Regions from separate parts of the Homo sapiens genome. Here region 1 is linked to region 2. The links are chromatin contacts, found by Hi-C or POLR2A ChIA-PET in ENCODE. All regions are on one chromosome and are shown on one strand. Each heading gives the region's core, a stretch centred on a gene start or an enhancer-like site at or near the end of the contact. The rest is flanking DNA. Distances are from core to core; before and after follow the strand shown. Region 1 has its middle 130 kb from the start of INO80D-AS1. Region 2 has its middle 180 kb from the start of INO80D-AS1.

Region 1 (5,853 bases), core at 3,259-5,758, 46 kb before region 2:
GCCTCACTGTTGCCTGGCCAAATTGTACAATATTTTACTTTTCCTGCAGGCAATAATTATATCTTTTTTTTTAACTTTTGTAGTTTTCTATGGATCTACCACTACACAAGGATTTTTTGGTTCCTAAATACTTCAACAGATCTTTCCAACAAAATATCCTGTAATGGTTTTTCCAAATGCTCAGATCACACCGCCTCAGTCCCATGCTTCCCAGATGCCCAGGCCCCAACCCCTGTGTTCTGCTCCAGCTGGGCGGGGTTCTCTGCTGGTGCACATGTGGCTTCCTGGGATTTCACTTCATTGTTCATCTATGTTCCATTTTTCTCTGTTCTTGTTTTCTGGAACTTGCATTAGACAGGAGACCTCCTGGACTGATCCCCTAACTCCCCCTCCCCACATTTTCCATCTCACCTTCTCTTGGTACAACTTTCTGGAAGATTTTTTTTTTTATTAACATTTCTTCCTTGAGATATAATCCGGAAGATTTTGTCAGCCTTATCTGATAAGCATTCTATTGAATTTTTAAATTTCAGCTGCCACATTTTTACTTTGTAAGAGTTCTTTCTTTTACCCTGTTTGTTCTTATCTGAACTGCTCCCTCAGTGGCTTCCCACATCTGTCTCTCTATATAAACACACACACACATGTGTGTGTGTATATACATATATACATATATATGTGTGCATATATATGTTAATACCTTGTAGAAGTTTTAATCTGTTCCATCCATTGATTGTGTTTCTCCCTGTTCTTTTTTTTCTGATTGCTTTATTCATTTACTTATCAATCAAATATTTATTGAGTTCCTTTTATGTGCCAGGTATTGTTCTAGTTGTTGAGGATATAATAGTAAGATAAGGTTCTCTGTCTTTATGAAGGTTATAGTCTAGCTAGGGAAAATAATAAACAAATGAATTATATTATGGCTATGAATAAAAATTAGGCAGGCGAAAGTGTTTTTTTTTTTTTTTTTTTTGACCACTGTCAGGAAAGAAGGTGTTGTTTTCAATAAAGTGTTCAGAGAAGATGTCTCTGTCTGAGGCTTCTTTACTCTCATGTCTGCCACCTGGGCTGGGAGGACTCATGTGGCTTGGGCTTCCTCACAGCATGGCAGCTGGGATCTAAGAGGGAATGTTCTGAGAGCAAGGTTTCCACAGAACTAACTACAAGGCCTCTATGGGTTATAGAAGAGTCACTAAGGCTAACCCAGATTTAAGGGGAGGGGAATCAGACTGTCCTTTTTGATGGAAGAGTGGCAAAGTCACATTGCAGAAGAATGTAGGTGGGAGGAAGTATCTCAGATGTCTTTGAAAAATACAATGTGCCCCACATTGTAACACCCTCTATTCTGTTCAGCTGGTTGCTATTTCTCCACCCACTTTGTCTTCAAACATTTCTTGAAGTTCAATATCTCTGGGTGCTGCTTTTTTTGTTGTCCTTATGAGTGAATAGCCTTTTATTATCCGTTCACTGCCTAGTTGGGTTTGAAAAGAGGAAGGGGATAGATGCGTGTCACCAGTTGGCTATTTTTGAGTAGTAGTCCAGATGATCTACAGTGCAAGGTTGTTGAAAATTGGTATAAGAAAACGATGGCAGAGCTTAGGAATGGCTGAAGTAAAATATTTTCTCTTTTTACCTTTTTTCTGCTCTTGATTTATTTTGGAAGAAATAAAAGCACATGGAGGTTAGATAACTTTCCAAAACATCGCTCAGCTAGCTGCAGAGCTGAGACTGCATTTGCATTTCAACTTGTGTTTTACAAATTCTTTGGGATATACTGAAAGAAATCCAACAGAGCCCTATGTGATGGCTCAAGCCTGTAATCCCAGCTACTCGGGAGGCTGAGGGGAAATGATTGCTTGAGCCCAGGAGTTCAAGACCAGCTTGAATAACATAGGGAGACCCCATCTCTAAAAACAAAACAGAAAAGAAAACAATCCAACAAACAACAATTTAAAAAACAACTACCTAAAAAACAACAACCTATTCAGAGGTCAAAGGAATTTGGGAAGCTAAGTTAAGCAAAGTTAAACAACTTACTTTTTTTTTTTTTTGAGATGAGGTCTCACTCTGTTGCCCCGGCTAGAGTGTGGTGGCACAATCTTGGATCACTGCAATGTCTGCCTCCTGGATTCAAGCAATCCTCCCACCTCAGCCTCCTGAGTAGCTGGGACTAGAGGCACATGCCACCTCGCCTGGCTAATTTTTGTATTTTTAGTAGAGATGGGGTTTCACCATATTGCCCAGGCTAGTCTCAAACTCTGGGGCTCAAGTGATCCACCTGCCTCAGACTCCCAAAGTGCTGGGATTACAGGTGTGAGCCACCGCACCCAGCCAACAACTCTTTCTTTCCTTTTCCCTCCCTCCCTTCCTTCCTTTGTTTTTATTTCATAATTGTAAACTGAACTCTGCAATCCAGCTAGGCATGGAAGGGAATAAGGAAAACATAGACCCAAAGGGAACTGCAGCGAGAACACAAAGATTCTAGGATACTGCAAGTAAATGGGGTGGAGGGTGCTCTCCTGAGCTACAGAAGGAATGGTCTGGTAGTTTAGATAAAACAGAAGTCATACTTAGAGTTGTCCACAGTCAGCAGTGGTGATCTTCTTGCTGGTCCCGCCGTTCCTGGACCCAAAGCGCTCCATGGCCTCCACAATATCCATGTCTTCTTTCACCTTGCCAAAGACCACATGCTTGCCATCCAACCACTCATTCTTTTTTTTTTTTTTTTTTTTTTTTGAGAAAGAGCCTATCTCTGTCACCAGGCTGGAGTGCAGTGGTGTGATCTCACTTCACTGCAACCTCTGCCTCCCGGGCTCCCTCGCTGGGCTTCCCCTGCAGAGTCACGACTGCTCCCTGGGCCAGGCTTCCCTGGGGGCCCTCCGAGCTCAGCCAGCCAGGCTCTCAGGCCCGACACCTGCCTCGGCCAGGCCCCAACCCCAGGGGCAGGCGGCCCCTCCTGGCTTCTCCTGTAGGGTACCTTCTTATCCCCCATCCCCCCAGGAAATGGCGCTCCCTCAGCCATGTGGCACTTCTGGGCTCCTGACCTAGGCCATGGGGAGGTCTGGGGATTCTCCTGCCTCAGCCTCCCGAGTAGCTGGGACTACAGGCATGCGTCACCATGCCCGGCTAATTTTTCGTATTTTTAGTAGAGACGGGGTTTCGCCATGTTGGCCAGGCTGGTCTTGAACTCGTGATCTCAGGATCCTCCCGCCTTGGGCTCCCAAAGTGCTGGGATTATAGGCGTGAGCCACCGTGCCGGGCCACATACAACCATTCAGTCTTGGCAGTGTAGATGATAAATGGAACCATTTTTGTTGGGTCCAGCATTTGCCATGGACAGGATGCCAGGAACTCTATGCCTCAGGATGAAGTTTTCCTCATCAAATTTCTCCCCATAGATGGACTTGCCACCAGTGCCATTATGGCTTGTGAAGTTACCACCCTGACACATAAACCCTGGAATAATTCAGTGAGAAAAGGAACCCTTACAACCAAATCCTTTCTCTCCAGTGCTCAGGAGTGAAAGTTTTCTGCCGTCTTTGGAATCTTGTCTGCAAACAGCTCGAAGGGGATGTGGCCCAAGGGCTTGCCGTTGACAATGATGTTGAAACACACGATGGGGTTGATCATGGCTGGTAGTATGGGGCTCCTGGTGGCGGCAGCAGTGTCTGCAAAGCACAACTTTTTTTTACTCAGACTTTTTGGAGGCCTTTTTTTTTTGAGATAGGGTCTTGCTTAGTTGCTCAGGCTGGAGTGCAAGGGCAGCGTGACCATGGCTCATTGCAGCTTCAACCTCCTAGGCACAAGTGATTCTCCCACCTCAGCCTCTTGAGTCGCTGGGACTACAAGCATGTGCCAGCTAATTTTTGTATTTTTTGTAGAGACGGGCGTCTGTCTGTGTTACCCAGGCTGGTCTCAAACTCCTGGACTCAAGTGATCCACCTGCTTTGGACTCCCAAAGTGCTGGGATTACAGGTGTGCATGGCCTTCTGAGGCTTCAGTGTGCTAGGAAAGCAGGGTTTGAGTTTCCAAGCTCACGTGACTGCTTTTGCGGGGTGTCTCATTTAGACTACAAGTGGCTCTCAGAGTGTCCCGGTCACACTTCCCTTTCCCATCTTGTAATTATATCACCAACAGAGATCTGCATAGCATGGATAGATGGTCAGTGCTTTCATAGGATCAAAAGAGTCTGCATACTTAGTAACTGATGTTTTCATGTACCCCTGTTTAGTAAACAGATGGGCTCATTTAGGCAAGCAATTTAAGAGCTTTTCATTCATGCCTGGAGGGCCAAAGAAAGGAGGTTCTTCAACATTGGATTTGTTTTTTTCAGCATTCTAACATCCACTGCTTATTGGTAGCCGACTTGAGAAAGTTTCGCTATTGATGACTACAGTTTAGGAAACATCTATTTTCAATCTTTTGCGCCTTCAGGGCCATTTCACTTTTGGCCACCAGATGGCAGAGCACGGTCGTGCTTCGTGCTTGGGTTTTCTCTGTGGTGGGTTTATGTTGCGCGCTGACACAGGAGTAGCCGAAGCCTTGAGCCTCTGAGCAACAGCTGTGTTCTTGGAACACGTAGGACATTGGATTCTATCTTGTTTTAATGATTCCTGGACTTATTTCTTACTATGTCAGTTCTTAGGACAGTATAACTGAGCCAGAAACAGGACTTTTATAAAAAGTGCTTCATTTTTCCTGAATGAGTTGTCGGCTCCTGCTACTGACTTGCTGACATTTGCTGTTTGGAGGTCAGTTTTCTGATTGCATAACAAGTAAATTTTTTTTTTTTTTTAGTTGGAAAGAGTAAGTGAAGAAATTTGTCAGATTTTATGTTTGGGTACAGGGTCTCATTCTGTTGCCCAGGCAGTGGCGTGATCATAGCTCATTGTAATCTCAACCTCCTGTTCTCAAACATGATCCTCCCAAGTAGCTGGGACTGCAGACGTGCACCACCACTGCTGGCTAATTTTTGAAAAATTAAAACTCCTTCCATTCAGATTGCTCGCTTTGACACTGTGCAAAGCCCTAAAGGGCCTGACAACACCTCTATGTTTTAAATTCGGATCTCAAGAACAAGGATGTGATTAAAGATCTGTATGGATGCGGGATGATTTCTGCTTTTCTAGTCCAAGGCAAGATCCTCTTTTGCGAAGGAGGTGAGGATGAAGATACAAGTAAGATTCAGGAGAGATAGGGCCCCGAGGGAAGGAAGAGGGGCCAGGACAGCAAACAGTAATCTCCCCTGGGTGGTTTGGCTGGGGAACTTCTTATTATGGACCTACGAGGAGGCACGCAGTTCTGAAGAGGCCTGACCCCCACCCCCCCAAGCTTTTTTTTGAGGTAGGGTTGCACTCTGTCACCCAGGCTGGAGTGCAGTGGCATGAACATGGCTCAACCCAGCCTCAACCTTCTGGGCTCAGGTGATCCTCCCACCTCAGCCTCCTGAGTAGCTGGGACCACAGACGTGAACCACCACGCCCAGCTAATTTTTCTATTTTTTTGTAGAGATAGGGTTTTGCCATGTTGCCAAGGCTGGTCTGGAACTCCTGGGCTTAAGCAATCCTCCCACTCCAGCCTCCCAAAGTGCTGGGATTACAGGCGTGAGCCACTGTGCCTGGCCTCTAAAACCCTTTGAAATGAAGAAAATTTAAATAGTAGTATGTTTGCAGCTGGTTTGGCAGACATTCTCCTCAAACTGGTTCTTGAGGATTGGAAATGGGAAGACAAATGAAGGAAGAACAGATCTTCATTTCTTCTCACCATCCTTCTATCCCTGTGCCCAGCACTGAGATTTGGGTGAAGACTGTCCTCTTTTTCTCTCTACCCACATGTGGAAATTCTAGCACA
Region 2 (5,999 bases), core at 1,356-3,855:
AAAACTCTAGAAAATGCAAACTCACCTGTAGTAATAGAAAGCAGATGGGTGGTTGCCTGAGAAGTGAAGAGGCTGGGAGGAGGAGGGGCTGAGAAAGGGAGGGGCTCACACAGAGGTGATAAACATGTTCACTATCTTGATTGCAGTGATGGTCTCATGGGTATATACATAACCAAACTCACCAAATTGTACACTTCAAATATGGGCAATATTCTATGTCGATTATACCTCTATAAAGCTATTAAAATAACATTAGCTTCAGAGCATCAGCTATTTACACATGGGTCAAGGCAAGGAGAAGAGAATAGCCAAGTGGTCGTAAGGCCGTGTGGTAAGATCGGTGATGGAGCAACTGTGCAGAGACAGGACCTGTGTAGCTTTGTGGGGATGGAGGGTCAAGTTATACCTGCCCCATGCCTGTGATTAGAGAGTGACCTCCCGCCCTCTTGCTGACCACATAGCTGTTCCCCTTGTTCAGTTCCACACTTTGCAAGGAACAAGGGGGAGAAATTCATAAGCAAGAAAGCAGTATTCGTTCGACTGGAACCAGTGACTTTTCTGGCCTGTTTCCTTTTATTTGGCTAGTCCACACTCACACTCCACATACATCTGAGACAGAGAAGGGGCCAGAGGTGCTGGACCCCTAATGTGGCCCTTCACTTTTGCTGCCTCTGGTGCTCATACTTTGAGAAATGGGGAAAATGGAAGCTAATCTCTGAAATTCTTAATCTCACTGCATGGACCCTAAGTAGAAAAATATGGGCATAGATATTGTATAATCTAAAACTTTTTCAATGATTGCTAAAATACTTATTGAGTATGTATATATACTATGTGCCAAGCAAGATCCGTGCTTATAATTGGTAATAAAATGGTGAATGAGATGGAAATTGTCTCTCATAGTAGAGAGATGACAGCCAGGTGGGTACAGTAAGGACTGTCTGTATTGATAGTGGGCTATGGAAGAACAGAGAAGACACCCCAGATTTGGGGTTAGGGGAATCTTCTTAGGGTGAGATGAGAAAACATTTGAATTCCTCTTTATGAAAATATGGAGGACAACATTTTACAAGGAGGTAACTGAGTGCCCCAAAACACAAGATTCTGGAATACAGACACGGAGAAGGGTGGAACAAAAAGGATTCTGAGGCTGCAGCGAGGTCCTGGGAGAACAGTGCCCTAAGTCACAGCTGATCAGAGGCACCGGATGGAATGACATAAGGACAACATCACCACAGCACACCCTGCTGGGCTGTGGGAGCACCTGCTGGATGTGGTGACAGGCGGTACAAACATCCCCGTGGGGCCAGGCACGGTGGCTCGTGCTATAATCCCAGTACTTTGGGAGGCTGAGGTGGGAGGACTGCTAAGCCCAGGGGTTTGAGAAGCCTGGGCGGCATAGGGAGACCCATCTCTACAAATAATAATAACAACAACAACAACAATAAATTAGCCAGGTGTGAGGGTGCATGCCTGTAGTCCCTGCTACTCGGGAGGCTGAGGTGGGAGGACGACTTGAGCCTGAGAGGTCAAGGCTCAAACTGCTGCATTTCAGCCTGGACAACAGAGTGAGACTTTGTCTCAAAAAAATAAACCCTGTGCAATGGGTCTGAGGACCCAGTGACAAGGAAGTGACTACACGGAGACACGAACCACTTTCCCTTTTCACTTGTGGAACCGTGAAAAAAATCTAAGGCGGCTGGTACGGTGGCTCACGCCTGTAATCCCTGCACTTTGGGAGGGCAAGGAAGGTGGATCACTTGAAGTTAGGAGTTTGAGACCAGCCTCACCAACATGGTAAAACCCTGTTTACTAAAAATACAAAAGTTAGCTGGGCGTGGTGGCGGGTGCCTGTAATCCCAGCTACATGGAAGGCTGAGGCAAGAGAATCTCTTGAACCCGGGAAACGGAGTTTGCAGTGAACTGAGATTGCTCCACTGCACTCCAGCCTGGGTGACAGAGTGAGATTCTGTCTCAGAAAAAAAAAAAAAAATGTAAGGAAAAACAAGGGAATGTGGGCAAGATAGCCAATCAACTGCTAACACAGACCTAGACTCAAAAGGAAGAAAAAATCACAACTCAGCTGGATTTGTGATTCACAAAAAGTTGAGCCAGTAAAATGTATTCTCCAGAGTCCATGCCTGAAGTATAACTACAGTTCACAGAAATAATCATTCCGCGCACTCAGAAGGGCTTTCGTTGGGAGATGGTGGGCAAAGACGTCACTCTCGCTTTTCCAATGCTAACATGGCTTTCTGTGATGTCCAGGGCTCTCAGCCTGATCCAGGTAGGCTGCTTCGGCTGCCCGGAAGGGCGGGTGTTTTACAGTTTTCCACAAACTGCTGCTTCTCTTATCAGCATGGTCACTCTCTAGCTAATGAAAAACATCTCTCTGGTCCAAACATGACCTTGAGGTTTATCTAAATTGTTTGTTGCTCAGCAGAACAACATGTATCAGAAGTGAAATATATGCCAAAAGACACTTCTCATGCACCATTTATCTTTTCTGTAATTGATTCTCATGCAGGACAAATGCCCTGTGGGGATTCACAGAGGACTTAACACACTCTGCCATTATGATGACATCATCTCACAGAAGGCGGCCCTTCTGGAGGCCTGATAGATGACATGCTCTTTTTTCTAAGTGCTGCTCACAGCACTGAATTTAACTATGGGATTACAAGGAGCAACTGCTCCTATCACGCGTCCCCCACTTTGTTTTCTGACTGCACTGTCCAGCTAGCCCCACACTCCAATCAAAATGAAATTATTTCAAAATCCATACCCAATGGATTAGTCTTGCCAAAAGAAAGTCTGTAACAATACATATCCATCGACTTTCAGTTTGGGTCGGTGTTGAGATTTATTGTCTCTAGGCAAATATTGAGCTGGGTGAAGTTTCGGTCAGTTACATCCTTCTCAGTCAATAAATCTAAGTGTTGACTTTGGGAGGAGTCAGCGGCCATCACTCTGTGGCTTGTGAGCAGGCATTTGTGTAAACGGGTGCGTTTTAAGACTGTGAAGGTGACGCAGAGCCACAAAACCTAGTTCAAAACTTCCAGGACCCATGGGTTTCAGAGAGAGCACTTAAAGATGTACAATAAAACCTCCGAACCACGTGGCCAGAGGATGCTCCTGAATGTCACAAAGGTAGAACAGGCAACAGCCTGACTTTGAAGAATAGCCTAGGAAGAACAGGTCTCTATTGATAAAAACCATTACTGCAGTTATATATCATGATAATATTAATTACATAATCATTGAAATGGCCCTCCCGGATGTCATCCTCTGACCTGAGGGCTGAGCCACACAAGGCAGTTTAGCAGTAATTGGTAGTTTCTCTAGATGTGTTAAATGGAAGGGTGGGCAGCTAAACCCTGTCGCCAAGACTGGGTCTTAAAGCAGGCAGGCGGGCCTTGAGAGATGCTGTCAAGACTATTATACTGGCTGGGCATCACGGGTTCATTGCCAACTGCAAGAACATCACTCAGCTAAGCATATTTGTTTCTTGAAGCGGAAGCACACTGTTTTAGCCCTGAAATTGCATTAAAGATTCTTTTCAAGTTATGAAGAGGAAAAGGGAAAAGAAACATACTGCCAAAACATGCAGAGATTCTCAGCAGAGCCAATATATATTCTGTGTTAGTCAGGATGGGCTAGGCTTTTCTGCAGTAACAAATCTCCAAATCTTAGGGGCTGCATACTGCCTATTTCTCATTCATGTTACAGTCTGGCATAATTTGAGTGGCTTTCCTTGGTGGACTCCTTCACTCAGTGACTCAGGGATCAAAGCTCCTTCAATCTTACATTCCTACCATCTTAAACATATGGACTTCAAGTTGGTCACTGAAGAGAAAGAACTGGAGGATCACATAGTTTTGTTTGTTTGTGTGTGTGTTTTTAAGAAAAGTGGCTGGGTGTGGTGGCTTATGCCTGCAATCCTAGCAATTTGGGAGGCCAAGGTGGGTGAATTGCCTGAGCTCAGGAGTTTGAGACCAGCCTGGGCAACACGGTGAAACTCCGTCTCTACTAAAATACAAAAAATTAGCCAGGTATGGCAGCGGGTGCCTATAATCCCAGCTACTTGGGAGGCTGAGGCAGGAGAATCGCTTGAACCTGGGAGGCGGAGGTTGCAGTGAGTCGAGATCGTGCCACTGTACTCCGGCCTGGGTGACAGAGCAAGACTCTGTCTCAAAACAAACAAACAAACAAACAAACAAAAAACAAAAAACATACTGCCACATGCAGCACCTCATTTGGATGTGTCTGGAGCCTTGGAAGCTTCACTACCCAACATTTTCCTGCAAATGGACCTTGAGAGCTTGTTTGGAGGTTCTAGCAAGGGAATGCAGCTACTTATATACCCTTGACCAAATATTGGCCTTCTACTGGGGAAGGTTGTCTTCTTCAACCAAGCATGCAGCTTCAGGAGGGATGAACATGGAGTGGTGAGGCTCAGGAGGGCATACCCACCTAGCCAGCCAGATCAGCCGAATCAACCCTGGTGATCAGTGGGGTGACAGATGTTGCAGCCAGACCACCGTCACATCCTTGCATGGGTTGTTTTTTGTTTTTGTTTTTTTTGAGACGGAGTCTTGCTCTGTCACCCAGGCTGGAGTGCAGTGGCGTGATCTTGGCTCACTGCAAGCTCCACCTCCAGGGTTCACGCCATTCTCCTGCCTTAGCCTCCTGAGTAGCTGGGACTATAGGTGCCCGCCACCATGCCTAGCTAATTTTTTGTATTTTTAGTATAGACAGGGTTTCACCATGTTAGCCAGGATGGTCTCGATCTCCTGATCTCGTGATCCGCCCACCTCGGCCTCCCAAAGTGCTGGGATTACAGGTGTGAGCCACTGCGCCTGGCCCTCGCCTGGGTTGTTTTTAAGGGTCAGGCCTGAAAATGACTTTAGTAACTTCTGTTCATATTCTACTGGGCAGAAGTAGCACCCTGTTTCTAATTTAGCTGTGAATGAGATGGCTTAAATGACAGGGGAGCCTGGGACATGTCATCTTTCTGTGTGCCTGAGACAAGATGGTGGACACACAGCATTGTCTCTGCAACCATCTTCTAGAGGGGAAACAAGCTCTGGTAGGGCAGATGGTGTAGAAGATGCTGCTGAAGCCCTGCCCTTTTCCCTTTGGCCCACCTCTGAGTTCACTTGCAGCTGCAAAGGCCACTCTTGTGCATGCTCACAGCTGCCTACCACAGACGCCCTCATCTCTCTGCTTCTATACCTGAGGGATCTGTCAGCCAGAGCACAGGGCAGACCAGAGACGCCTAGAATATAATTCCCCCAGAGGTGGTCCCCAGCCTGTGAGGGTTAGGAATTGGTGGATAAGTATTGCAGCTTCCTTGGCCCTCCTGGGGAAAGTTCTGAGGTGTACTCTACAGTTCTTTAGTGGGGCCAGGCCAGAGTCTCCCATCGTGGCAGCCTCCTCACCAGCTTACCAACTCACCCTTCATTGTTTGCTTCTCCCTTCTGGATTTCACTTTCCCTTCTCATTCTCTTGCCTTTCCAGGATCTTTCCCAATAACCTATTGACTCTCAGGTCCTTGTCTCAGAGTCTGCTTCCAGGAGAATCCAAACCAGGAACTGATGCGGAATGCTTAGAAGCAGCTAAAAGAGTAATCCCATGGGAGGGTGTATTAGTCTGTTTTCACGCTGCTGATGAAGACATACCCGAGACTGGGTAATTTAAAAAGAAAAAGAGGCTTAATGGACTCACAGTTCCACGTGCCTGGGAAGACATCACAATCATGATGGAAGGTGAAAGGCACGTCTTACATGGCAGCAGTCAAGAGAGGAAATCAGAACCAAACAAAAGGGGTTTCCCCTTATAAAACTATCAGATCTCGTGAGACTTATTCACTACCACGAGAACAGTATGGAGGAAACCACCCCCACAATTCAATTATCTCCAACTGGGTCCCTCCCATAACACATGGGAATTATGGGAGCTACAATTCAAGATGAGATTTGGGTGGGGACACAGCAAAA

What was found. Hi-C counts contacts between places; a loop is a spot of excess contacts on that map. ChIA-PET counts read pairs that join two places held with the same protein, here RNA polymerase II (POLR2A). Pooled maps may share reads with other maps.
Region 1: a loop to region 2 is called in a map of HepG2, with 12 times the contacts of the local background. The contact joins two enhancer-like sites. A Hi-C loop is called at or near these places in 11 of 168 maps with a recorded cell type or tissue (Caco-2, Calu3, HCT116 and 7 more), 14 of 37 single-sample maps with no recorded cell type and 14 of 50 pooled maps. POLR2A ChIA-PET finds 5 or more read pairs at or near these places in 3 of 52 experiments (BJ, OCI-LY7 and activated naive CD4-positive, alpha-beta T cell).

The regions. Positions count from the first base shown.
Region 1 is chr2:205,946,871-205,952,723 of GRCh38, reverse strand. It overlaps the pseudogene PPIAP68. Among named protein-coding and RNA genes, the nearest start is that of INO80D-AS1, 130 kb to the left of the region's middle. RefSeq lists an enhancer at 5,662-5,853. Within about 2 kb of position 4,508, at least 6 of the 41 ENCODE cell types and tissues checked have a DNase peak (open chromatin) inside an H3K27ac peak, as active enhancers do.
Region 2 is chr2:205,899,182-205,905,180 of GRCh38, reverse strand. It overlaps the pseudogene RN7SKP178. Among named protein-coding and RNA genes, the nearest start is that of INO80D-AS1, 180 kb to the left of the region's middle. Within about 2 kb of position 2,605, at least 5 of the 41 ENCODE cell types and tissues checked have a DNase peak (open chromatin) inside an H3K27ac peak, as active enhancers do.